2 separate regions of the Homo sapiens genome follow, and region 2 is linked to region 1. Evidence: read pairs that join two places in POLR2A ChIA-PET (ENCODE). Cell type or tissue: MCF 10A. All regions are shown on one strand.

Evidence for each region. ChIA-PET counts read pairs that join two places held together with the same protein. Peaks named below come from ENCODE experiments on the same cell type or tissue, not always from the same donor. Only the 100,000 strongest peaks of a DNase experiment are listed, where the experiment ranks them.
Region 2: POLR2A ChIA-PET joins it to region 1 with 10 read pairs; 2 of 35 experiments call an interaction of 5 or more read pairs at or near these places.

What each region holds. Positions count from the first base shown.
Region 1 is chr20:6,992,586-6,997,585 of GRCh38, forward strand. No RefSeq gene overlaps it. Among named protein-coding and RNA genes, the nearest start is that of BMP2, 230 kb to the left of the region's middle. In MCF 10A, no CTCF peak of the experiment used is centred here; DNase peaks (open chromatin) are centred at 636 and 2,046.
Region 2 is chr20:6,879,911-6,884,910 of GRCh38, forward strand. No RefSeq gene overlaps it. Among named protein-coding and RNA genes, the nearest start is that of BMP2, 110 kb to the left of the region's middle. In MCF 10A, no CTCF peak of the experiment used is centred here; no DNase peak of the experiment used is centred here.

The DNA.
Region 1 (5,000 bases):
TCCCCTGCCCCAAGCACCTGGCAACAGATAATTTGCTCTCTGTTGCCATGGATGTATCTGAATATATACCCCCAAATAATTGAAAACAGGTATTCAAACAAATACTTGCATATGAACGAAGATCCAATTTTAAATGGGCAACTTTGAAAAAAATCAGTCTGTAGGTCAGTTAATCTTAGAAAGTGAGTCTATAAAGAACAGGCTGGGTGGCCACAATGCCCATTGAATTTATTAAAACCTGTTTTTATTTTGTACCTTAGTTCAGACTGTTCTTAGTGCCAAAAGCAGAATCAGAAGATCACAATGGCTTCTAGAAACAAGATGAATTAATATGAATGGTGAGTTCTGAGTGAGCCAGGTCATAACTTTCAGTAAGAAAAACACAGAATCCAAATTTCATTGTTTTCAGCTTTTGTTTTAACTGTTTTATAATTGGGAAATTTTGCCCTCAAATGAATACTATTGGTAAATAATCCTTTCTAATTGAAGGCTTAAAATGTCTGGGCAAAACTAAAAATGACTCCCTACCCAAGGTTTAGTAATAGTTAAGGCATTCAAACAGGAGCAGGCTGAAGAATCGTCTTCAGGTTTGGTCTTAGCAAACCTGCAATTACTCATCTCCCCATCCAGACTTACCCTGAACAAAGCAAAGGGTAACCAAAGTGCATTAATCGCTCACTGATGACTCAAGATAAACAAAAACCTTATAATCTTTGTTTCAAATAGTGTGCATTGAGATACATAGAGAGAGAGAGAAAAAAAAAACAGTCCCTCTTAGGTGGTGAATAACCATTTACCCATCAGATCTTCTCCAAGTCAAGAGTTCCACTGCCTATGTCAGGCTTTTGGACACCGCACATAAAACAAATTAAGCTTTATTAACTTAGTGGAATATTTGGAAATACTAATTTTACAGGTGCATGAGAGAAAACTGCAGTTCCAAGTATTAGAGTACCATTAAATATAATACACTCCGTATGCAGGGGCAGTTATTTAATATTAAACCAATAAAACATTACCAGTGCCGGTGAGAGTTTTGGTTGTTGACAGCAGGCTAGGTGTCCCACAGCCATGCCGTCTTTCTGTTTGCAGGCCAATTTTACACAGCTGCTTTCTTCTGGAAATCATGCCTCATTTGAAGCCTTCGCAAGTATGACAAATAGCCTCTCTAAGCCTTAGCGACGGTGGAGAAACTTGAAAATATTTAGGAGCATTTATTAACTAGAATATGAAAGAAGATTTAGTTCAACTGCAGCTTTTGACTGTGTGGAGGTCTTGTTATTGTAAGAAATGCTATCTGTTTGGGCGTGTATATCTTTTGCAGGACACTGTGTAAAATTATCACCCTGAGGGCAAAGCTAAGTTTAAACTGCATAGAAATTCTAACGTTGATCTATAAGTGGACAAAATTAGAATCAAGTCTTTACTTTCAAACTCAGCTGTCTGGTGGTACTGCTGATCCACATGCTGCCATTCTACGTATCACAAATGTCAGATAGAGCTCCTTGTACAGGGAGCTTCAAATCTGTGCAGGAATTTAGGATTTATAGGAAAAAGATATAGAAAAAAAGAAAGACTAGGTGCTAATTGAATTGTTCAAACCAGGCTTGCAACATGCAAAGCACACTGAGACTAAAGTCAGGAGAGGTGGACCCAGCTGTTGGAGTTTGGGATGAATAATGGAGGAAGGGAGGACATAGGCAACTGGCAGGGGCTAAGGATGGGGTGGGGTGGCTCTGTGCACACAACATGACATATTTTGAGAAAAAGTGAACCAATATGGCTAAAGTGGAGAGTTCATGAAAAGTCCATGGAGGCAAGTAGAAGGAGAGAAATGTAGATACATTGAATGGTCCCATTACAGAGGCTCTTGAACACCAGGATAGGATATAGATCTTTTATTTAACTACAGGAAATGTGGGGTGATGAGGGCTTTGGGAACATGAGTGTGACATAAGAAGGAAGGGTTTGGGGAAATTCCATTACAACAGCCTCTTAGATTAATTGACATGGAGAGAATTGAGAAATGCCCAGTATGCTTAGAGGATTGAGTAATGAGAGACCTGCACGAGGTTGGAATTGGCAGTGATAAAAAGGAATGGAATGTTTTAAAGAATCATTTGAAAGAGAGAAACATTTTGAAGGAAGTATTTATAGGACCTGAGAACTCACTGGGTGTAGAGAGTGACGTGTGGGCAGGTTCAGGCGGATTCTGGGACTTTGAGCCCAGGCCACTTAAACAACAAAATAAGAAAACTCAAAGAGTAAACTGACTTGGGGAGGAAAAGATGAGCTCAGTCAGTGAGATTTCTGAGGAAGACTAGAGAGCTGTAGCAGAACAGAGACAGAACCCCTTTTTGGCTTCTAGATATTTAGTGATAGAAGCAGAAGTGAAGCCAGGGGTGTTAAAGAATGGGCCAGGATGTAGTGGAAAACAAAATCTTTTGTTTCAAAGCACCTAGTCAATAAAAATTACTGCATTGAGGATTGAGAAAAAGTCATTGGGTTTCCTGAGTAAACAGCTATGCACTATTGCTAGGTAGGTGGGGTGTTGGGGGGATCCATTTCTGTAGGTTAAGGAATAAGGGGCTGCTTTCAAGATGGAAGCCGTGAATAGACTCCACTTTTGAAGAAATGAAAGTTAAAGCAAAGAGAGAAACAAGACAGGCATTTTGGTCTAATAGAAGCATCAAGAGTACACATTTTTGACAAAAGAAATAAGAGTTTAACTTAGATAAGGGAGAAATTTAAAAGAAGAACATATCAAAGACACTAAGTAGAGTGTGTATCATCTTGGAAGGTAAAAAATCAAGTATTAATAAAGCAGATCATGACTTCTACCAAGGCAGAAGGTAATTAGAGATGATGGCTGAAAACAACAGCGAGAAACATATATCAAAATTAATAGAAGTATTTGAAAGAGGGAACTGAATAACCATATGAACTAAATATTCTCAGTTACATAGAAAGTATGATTGTCTATTGGCACTAAAAAGTGGGAAAAAAATTTAACCCCTAGTGAAGTTTCGTAGAACTATTTTGGGAGATTTATTTTGTTTTGTTTTGTTTTTTTGAGATAGAGTCTCACTATCACCCAGGCTGGAGTGCAGTGGCACAATCTGGGCTCACTGCAGCCTCAACCTCCCCAGGCTCAAGCGATTCTCCTGTCTCAGCCTCCCGAGTGGCTGGAATTACAGGTGCCCACCACCACGCCTGGCTAATTTTTGTATTTTTAGTAGAGATGGGGTTTCACCATGTTAGCCAGGCTGGTCTCGAACTCCTGACCCCAAGTGATCCACCCACCTTGGCCTCCCAAATTTCTGAGATTACAGGTGTGAGGCACTGCACTCCCAGCCAGGAGATTTATTTTGAATCAGGAGAGTTAATCAGTTTCCTCTTATTCTATCAGGATTTGCTCATGGTGGCCTGGAGGACACTGTTTTGAGAAAGGTTTTCTGGGGGCATTCCGACTCAATTGCCAGGATGAATCAACGATGGTTGCCCTGAGCATGGGACTGGGGAGTGGCAGCTGCAGTGTTAGCCAGCAGGAGGAACTCTCAGGCAACAATGAATGTCAAAGAACCCAGCTCCTTAGCAGGGTTCGGGAAACTTGTGTTTCTCAGAATGGCACAGGGGTGAAAATACCCAAGGTGAAAAGTTGAAGTGGGAAGTTTAGGGTGTTCCAGCAGCCTCAGCATCACTGAGGAGCTTGTTAGAAATGCAGATCCTCAGGTTCCACTCTGGACTCACTGACACCAACTCTTCATTTGAATAATGTCCCAATGGAATCACGCACATCCAGTTTTGTAAAGAGCATTGCTGAGGTCTTCAATACAATGACCAACCACAGGGTTTAAGTAGCTGTGGGGAGGAGTCCCAGAAATAAAGAAGAATACTTATGTCAGTGTTTCTTTCTTTTTATTTTTTCTCTTCCTGTGTGTGTTTATATATATATACATAAATGTTTATTACACGTTAAGTTCTAGGGTACGTGTGCACAGTGTGCAGGTTTGTTACATATGTATACATGTGCCATGTTGGTGTGCTGCACCCATTAACTCGTCATGTACATTATGTATATCTCCTAATGCTATCCCAACCCGCTCCCCTCACCCCATAACAGGTCCCGGTGTGTGATGTCCCCCTTCCTGTGTCCAAATGTTCTCATTGTTCAATTCCCACCTATGAGTGAGAACATGCGGTGTTTGTTTTTTTGTCCTTGTGATAGTTTGCTGAGAATGATGATTTCCAATTTCATCCATGTCCCTACAAAGGACATGAACTCATCATTTTTTATGGCTGCATAGTATTCCATGGTGTGTATGTGCCACATTTTCTTAATCCAGTCTATCATTGTTGGACATTTGGGTTGGTTCCAAGTCTTTGCTATTGTGAATAGTGCCGCAATGTCAGTGTTTCTTAAGGCATAGTCTCCAGATAAGCTACATCTTCAACACCTCAGAACTTACTGAAAATGCAAATTCTCTGTCCCCACTCTAGATCTACTGAATCAGAAACTTTGGGTGTAGGGCACAGGAATATGTGTTTAACAAGCCTTTCAGATGATTCCTTTGTTCCCTAAAGTTTAAGAATAACATTCTAGATACTACTGGTAAAGTGTGCATACATAGATCATGAACAGGTGTAAAAGGTGAAGAAATTTAGCTTAAGAGTTTGGAGGCAGAAGGGTGTTAAAAGTTCAAAATGCAAAAAATAAAAAAGTAAAAGCCATCAACATTACTTTATACTACCAAGGGCTTAGCTAAATCAACCAAGGTGGAGGAGGCTGTTTGGCATTGTCGACACAGCAAGCAGCTGTCTGGATGAGTTTTTCATGATTAGTAGGTAGGCAAAGCCTTTACTTGAGGGAGTGCATTAGTTTAAGAGAAACTGGGTGATGAAAAGATTAAAACATACAGTAAAACACCATTCACATACATATAGACAATAAAATTGCAAAGTAAGTAAGCCAAGTCCAGTTTGGGGTATTTACAGGCTAA
Region 2 (5,000 bases), 110 kb before region 1:
CTCCGTCTCAAAAAAAAAAAAAAAAAAAAAATTCCATTGAGAGCTAACTAGATTGATAACCTAGTAAAACACAGAGCATACATCCAAGTGAAACTGATAGGCTATACAGTTGCACAGACAGTAGTTAACACTCTGAACATGGAAAGTTGATGTTTAACATCAAGGAATGAAGTAAGTGATAATAAAAATGCTGTCTTGCAGATTTGCTCTTCTGTGACTCAACTAAAAAATATTGAACTAAACTTAATTCCTTATTCTCTCTGCAATGGTATTCATTAGACACAGCTCAGGGCATAGTTCACCTACAATGTTGCAGTTAATTTCACTTTATTCCCAAGCCATGAAATAAATTCCCAAACTCGGTCTGCTACCTTGCAAATGTTAATTTGGAACAATGCACCGTGCTGATCCATCACCGTTATTTTTTTAAAAAAACTTAAAGTCTGTGATATGGATAACTAGGATTCGTATAGATTTAACTGTTTAAGTAATATCTTTATGTTATTCTCAGATTATCAGTCAGCTGATTCACTGGGGTGGTAGCAAGGTCTTTGAATGTGAGAACACAGAACACCTTTGCATTAAGAATGCATCTTAGGCCAGGCGCGGTGGCTCACGCCTGTAATCCCAGCACTTTGGGAGGCCGAGGCGGGCGGATCACAAGGTCAGGAGATCGAGACCATCCTGGCTAACACGGTGAAACCCCGTCTCTCCTAAAAATACAAAAAGAAAAAAAAAATAGCCGGGCGTGGCGGTGGGTGTGTGTAGTCCCAGCTGCTGGGGAGACTGAGGCAGGAGAATGGCGTGAACCTGGGAGGCGGAGCTTGCAGTGAGCCGAGATCCCGCCACTGTACTCGAGCCTGGGCGACCGAGCGAGATTCCGTCTCACACAAAAAAAAGAAAAAAAAATGCATCTTATCAACTAGAGAGGTTGATTTCTCAATTTAATGAATTGTATTGGGAGATAATTAGCAAAGTCTTGAGAGAGGAAGGGAAGTCTATTACCAGTCAAGCAGTGTTAATAATGAACAGCATTTATCCAGTATTTTCTTGTTCTAAATACTGTGCTTTGTATGGATTAGTCCTCACAGGCCCGTGGCAGAGGAATATTAGATGCTTCATTTTGTTGTGGAGGAAACTAGGTCATAGATGGTCCAAAGCTAGAGAGGTGGTATGTGGCAGAAATAGAATTCGGACCCAGGCTGTCTGACCCCAAAGCCTTTTTCTTATGTACTGATGAACCATGGAGCGTTTTCCAGTAAGGGCTGCTTTATTTCCAAGTAGGGGAATATACATCAACCTACATAAGGGCAGAAAGTCAGGCTGGGTTTTATTGAAAACTGAAATAGGAAGCTGGAAAGCCACTAGGAGCCAAAATCTCTTTCTTTGTTATCTGCTATCTCTCTCCAGCTCTTTCTTCTTTCTTGCTTTCCTTCAGTTGGTTTTCTATGCTTTCAAATTTCTACATTGTCCAACATGAGTTAACAAAAGTCTGTGTATGTCTTTATTAAGATTTTCAAGAGATATAACCCTGGTTGATTCAGCTCATCACTCATATGCTGCTGGATAAAAAATGACTTGTCTGGTTAAGATGTTCAGTCTTGGTCCCCAAATGGGAGAGGGTAAGAGGCACATAGACTAGAGCTACAGCTGCCATGGACCAGGCTAAGGATGGAGATTCTGCAGACATAGTGCCATCTCCTTCTCCTCAGGCCACTGGCCTATGCAGGCCTCCATACTTCAGTCAGCTCCTGGATGCCTTCCTTCTCTGCAGCTTAAGGGCCACCTTCATAAACTGATTGAGGTCCAGAGCCAAGGAAGAAGCTACCTAACCCTTCAGGTCACTTCTCTGTGTATGATGAGGGCTTAGTAAAAATTAATGCTTCCAAGAACTACAGTCATTTTTATTTCATCTTAGCAAGAGAGATCTCATGCCTCTATTTGGTTCTTTAATGGGTGAGGGATTTGGGCCTAGAAAATGAGGGGAAATTGAGAAGAATACTCTTAAACCTCCCAGCAAGAGAAGAAATGTCTTGCTGGGATCATACCTATTCCAAAAGATGGAAGTATTGCAGCGAGTTCTCTTCCTCTCTTACTCCATCTCCTGTTCTTCACTGAGGGAAGTGGGACCATATTGACTTTCCTGCTGAGGCAATACCCCCTAGGATATAAGCAGAACCCTCAGGAGGAACTCAAACTTTTTCCCCTTTGTCTTTGGCCTTCTTTAGAGTAGCCTTTTTTATGTAACAAGATTTCCCTGCAATTTAGACCACCATTGCCTTAAGGAGTGAGGCTAAAAGCTGCTGTTTACTTTTCTAGGCATCAGGGTGAAATAATTCCTGTGTAGTTTAGATTTCCCCAAGCACTACATTATTGTGTTATACTACTGAAAATTAGCCTCTATATCTTTATTATGGTATACGACCTTGCTGGCAGAAAAAACACTGGTGACATTATAGATCCTTAATTATATAGATCCTTAATTAATCCTTATAGATTCTTTATTCATAGTTGAATGAAATGAAAATGGAACTATTTTGCCATCTCTGGTTAGATCTCTTAAATTGGCTTTGGAATTTGTTGGCTTGGCCTCTGAAGAACAAAGAGTTGGGAACGTTTGACCTTGCCTGCGATTAACTTTCTCAGTGCATGGAATTTAGAGCCAGACTGGGCTTCTTTCTGCAGTCCCTTTAGTCAGTTCACAGGCCAGTGGAAGCACTAGTTTTTCAAGGAAAAGCCAACTCTTGACATAGCAAGATCAGAGCTAGAATCCTAGGAAGCATGCTTGGCTGTACACGATCCCTCTAATTTCAAAGCAAAGCAATGTAAGGAGACAGCTTGGTAGTTGTTTTATTTTCTCTAGAGTGGACTTATGTTGTCAGTGGCAGAAATCCATGAACCATGAAGATAAAATAATGCTAACCAGAGTGCTAAGTAAAGAAAACAAAGATGGCTCCACAATTAGTAGCATTATATATGTTAGTGCTAAGTAACAACAGATGTGTCTGCAGGGAGAGAAGCATTCCTTGCAATCCATCAGAAACCAAAGTTCTCTGACACCACAAGCCATTATGATTATCTTAGGCTTGGGGGATGATGGCTGAGTCCACTGGGTTGGCAAAGTAGGGATGCTGTTGAGGGTGTTCCAACCTACCTATGTCATCCTTCCCATGTTGCACACTTGTGCTGAGTTAACAGGGCGATGTGCTCTGTAAAATCCGGTTCTGTAAAGACATGCACTAGCCATGAGTCATTAGCAAGCATGCGAAGCTAATTGGCAAAATACTCATAAAATATTTTGAAGGTGGGTTAATTACAATTCATTACACAGTAAACTGTCCCCAGGCTATTGTTAAAAAGTACAGGAGTTTCAGGGCCCATTATTTTATGATTCATTTTGCCATGTTGTGAAAAACAGACTCTAAATCAAACTACATTTATTATAGGTCAGACCACAAAATCTTTATTGGTTTTTCCAACATTCCACCCTTGTTATATGAATTCATATGGACTGCACATTTCTGTCAATTGGCAAGAAAGCATGAAATAAAATTTATGATATTTTCTTACCTTATCCTCAGTGTAGCCTTAAAAATCACAAGATCTAATTGCTTCCCCTACTTCCCCAAGTTCATGCAAGAAATAAGTATTTCAAAATCAACTCCAAAGTTCTAATGATTGAAAGCAACTAAAGCATAATGAAATCTGTCTTCTAAAGTAAGCATCTTAAAGAAAAACTCAAAGCAACATCCACTTGAAATGTGTTGAAGCTTTTTTCCCGCTCTACCCAGTAAAATATCTAGAATATACTTTACATTTGGAGGATAATTTGAAGTTCATTGGCTCCATAACACAAATCTTGTTCTCCTCATCTCTACCTTTGAAAGCATCTTTCTTTTTTTTTTTTTTTTGAACCAAAGCAAGCCCTCAGCATTTATTTCTTGAAAAAACAAAACAAAACAAAAACCCTCTGGTACAGTTGTGTGCCTCCTGTTATTACCATAGGCAGATTTGGTCAGAATCATGTAAGGCCTCATAAGTAGTCATTCTGTACCATTACATGTAATTGTTTGTTGATTAATGCTTTCAATTATGTTGATTTTCACTATGTGACCCAAACCACCTTGACATAGCCAGCCTGGTATACTCATTACCGGGGATGAGCAAGGAACAAAATGCTAGGTTCACTTCCAGCCTCCAAGAGTTCAGCAGCTCATTTGAACCTTATCTGAACTATCAAAAGTTTTGACTCTGCAGAAACCTGTGTTTGGGGAAGGGGCAGGAATGTGTGGCTCAAGAAAGGCTTTAGGATGAAGTGGGGGTTGTGGGGGGAGATGTTGGAAATTGTGCAAAAACTAGTTTCCTTGTGAGTGATCAGGTACTTCCTGATTCTGGCTGGGCCAGAAATACCACAAAAGCCTTTCTTGAAATTTCTGAGATCTTTGGAAGGTCTTCCTCCAAGCAGTTTGCCAGTTCTGCATGCCTGGGTTTTGGCTAGGGCTGGAGACCAAAGTATGTGCAAGAGGAAACCGTTTAATAGAAAGTTACCTGTATACTTAAGAATTGTCAAAAGAGTTTTACCTCTACTAGAATAAAGCCTGAATGGTTTGATCAGTGTCAATGATCTTAACCACTCCCATTCCTCATAGAAAGATGAAGCTGAAAGATGACATTGGAAATTGCTAATGCAACCCACTTATTTTATAGGGGCAGTCAGGATATCCATAGAAACTATTGACTGGGTCTATACACATGTGGACCAGAGTGAGAACTAAAGAGCCAGTAGAGGAACAAAAGAGGAAGAAAGGGGAGCCAAGCTGTTGAAAAGCTTGAGTTCTGTCTTTACTCTGCCATATTAGTGGTGTGATCTTAGGCAAGTCACTCCAATTCTCTGATCCTCTCTGGATCATTTCAACCACAAAATACTAAATTAAATGTTGTTGTAGGATGAAAGTACTAAGAAAGGGTGATTTGGAAGCCAGACCAAGCTGGATGAAAAG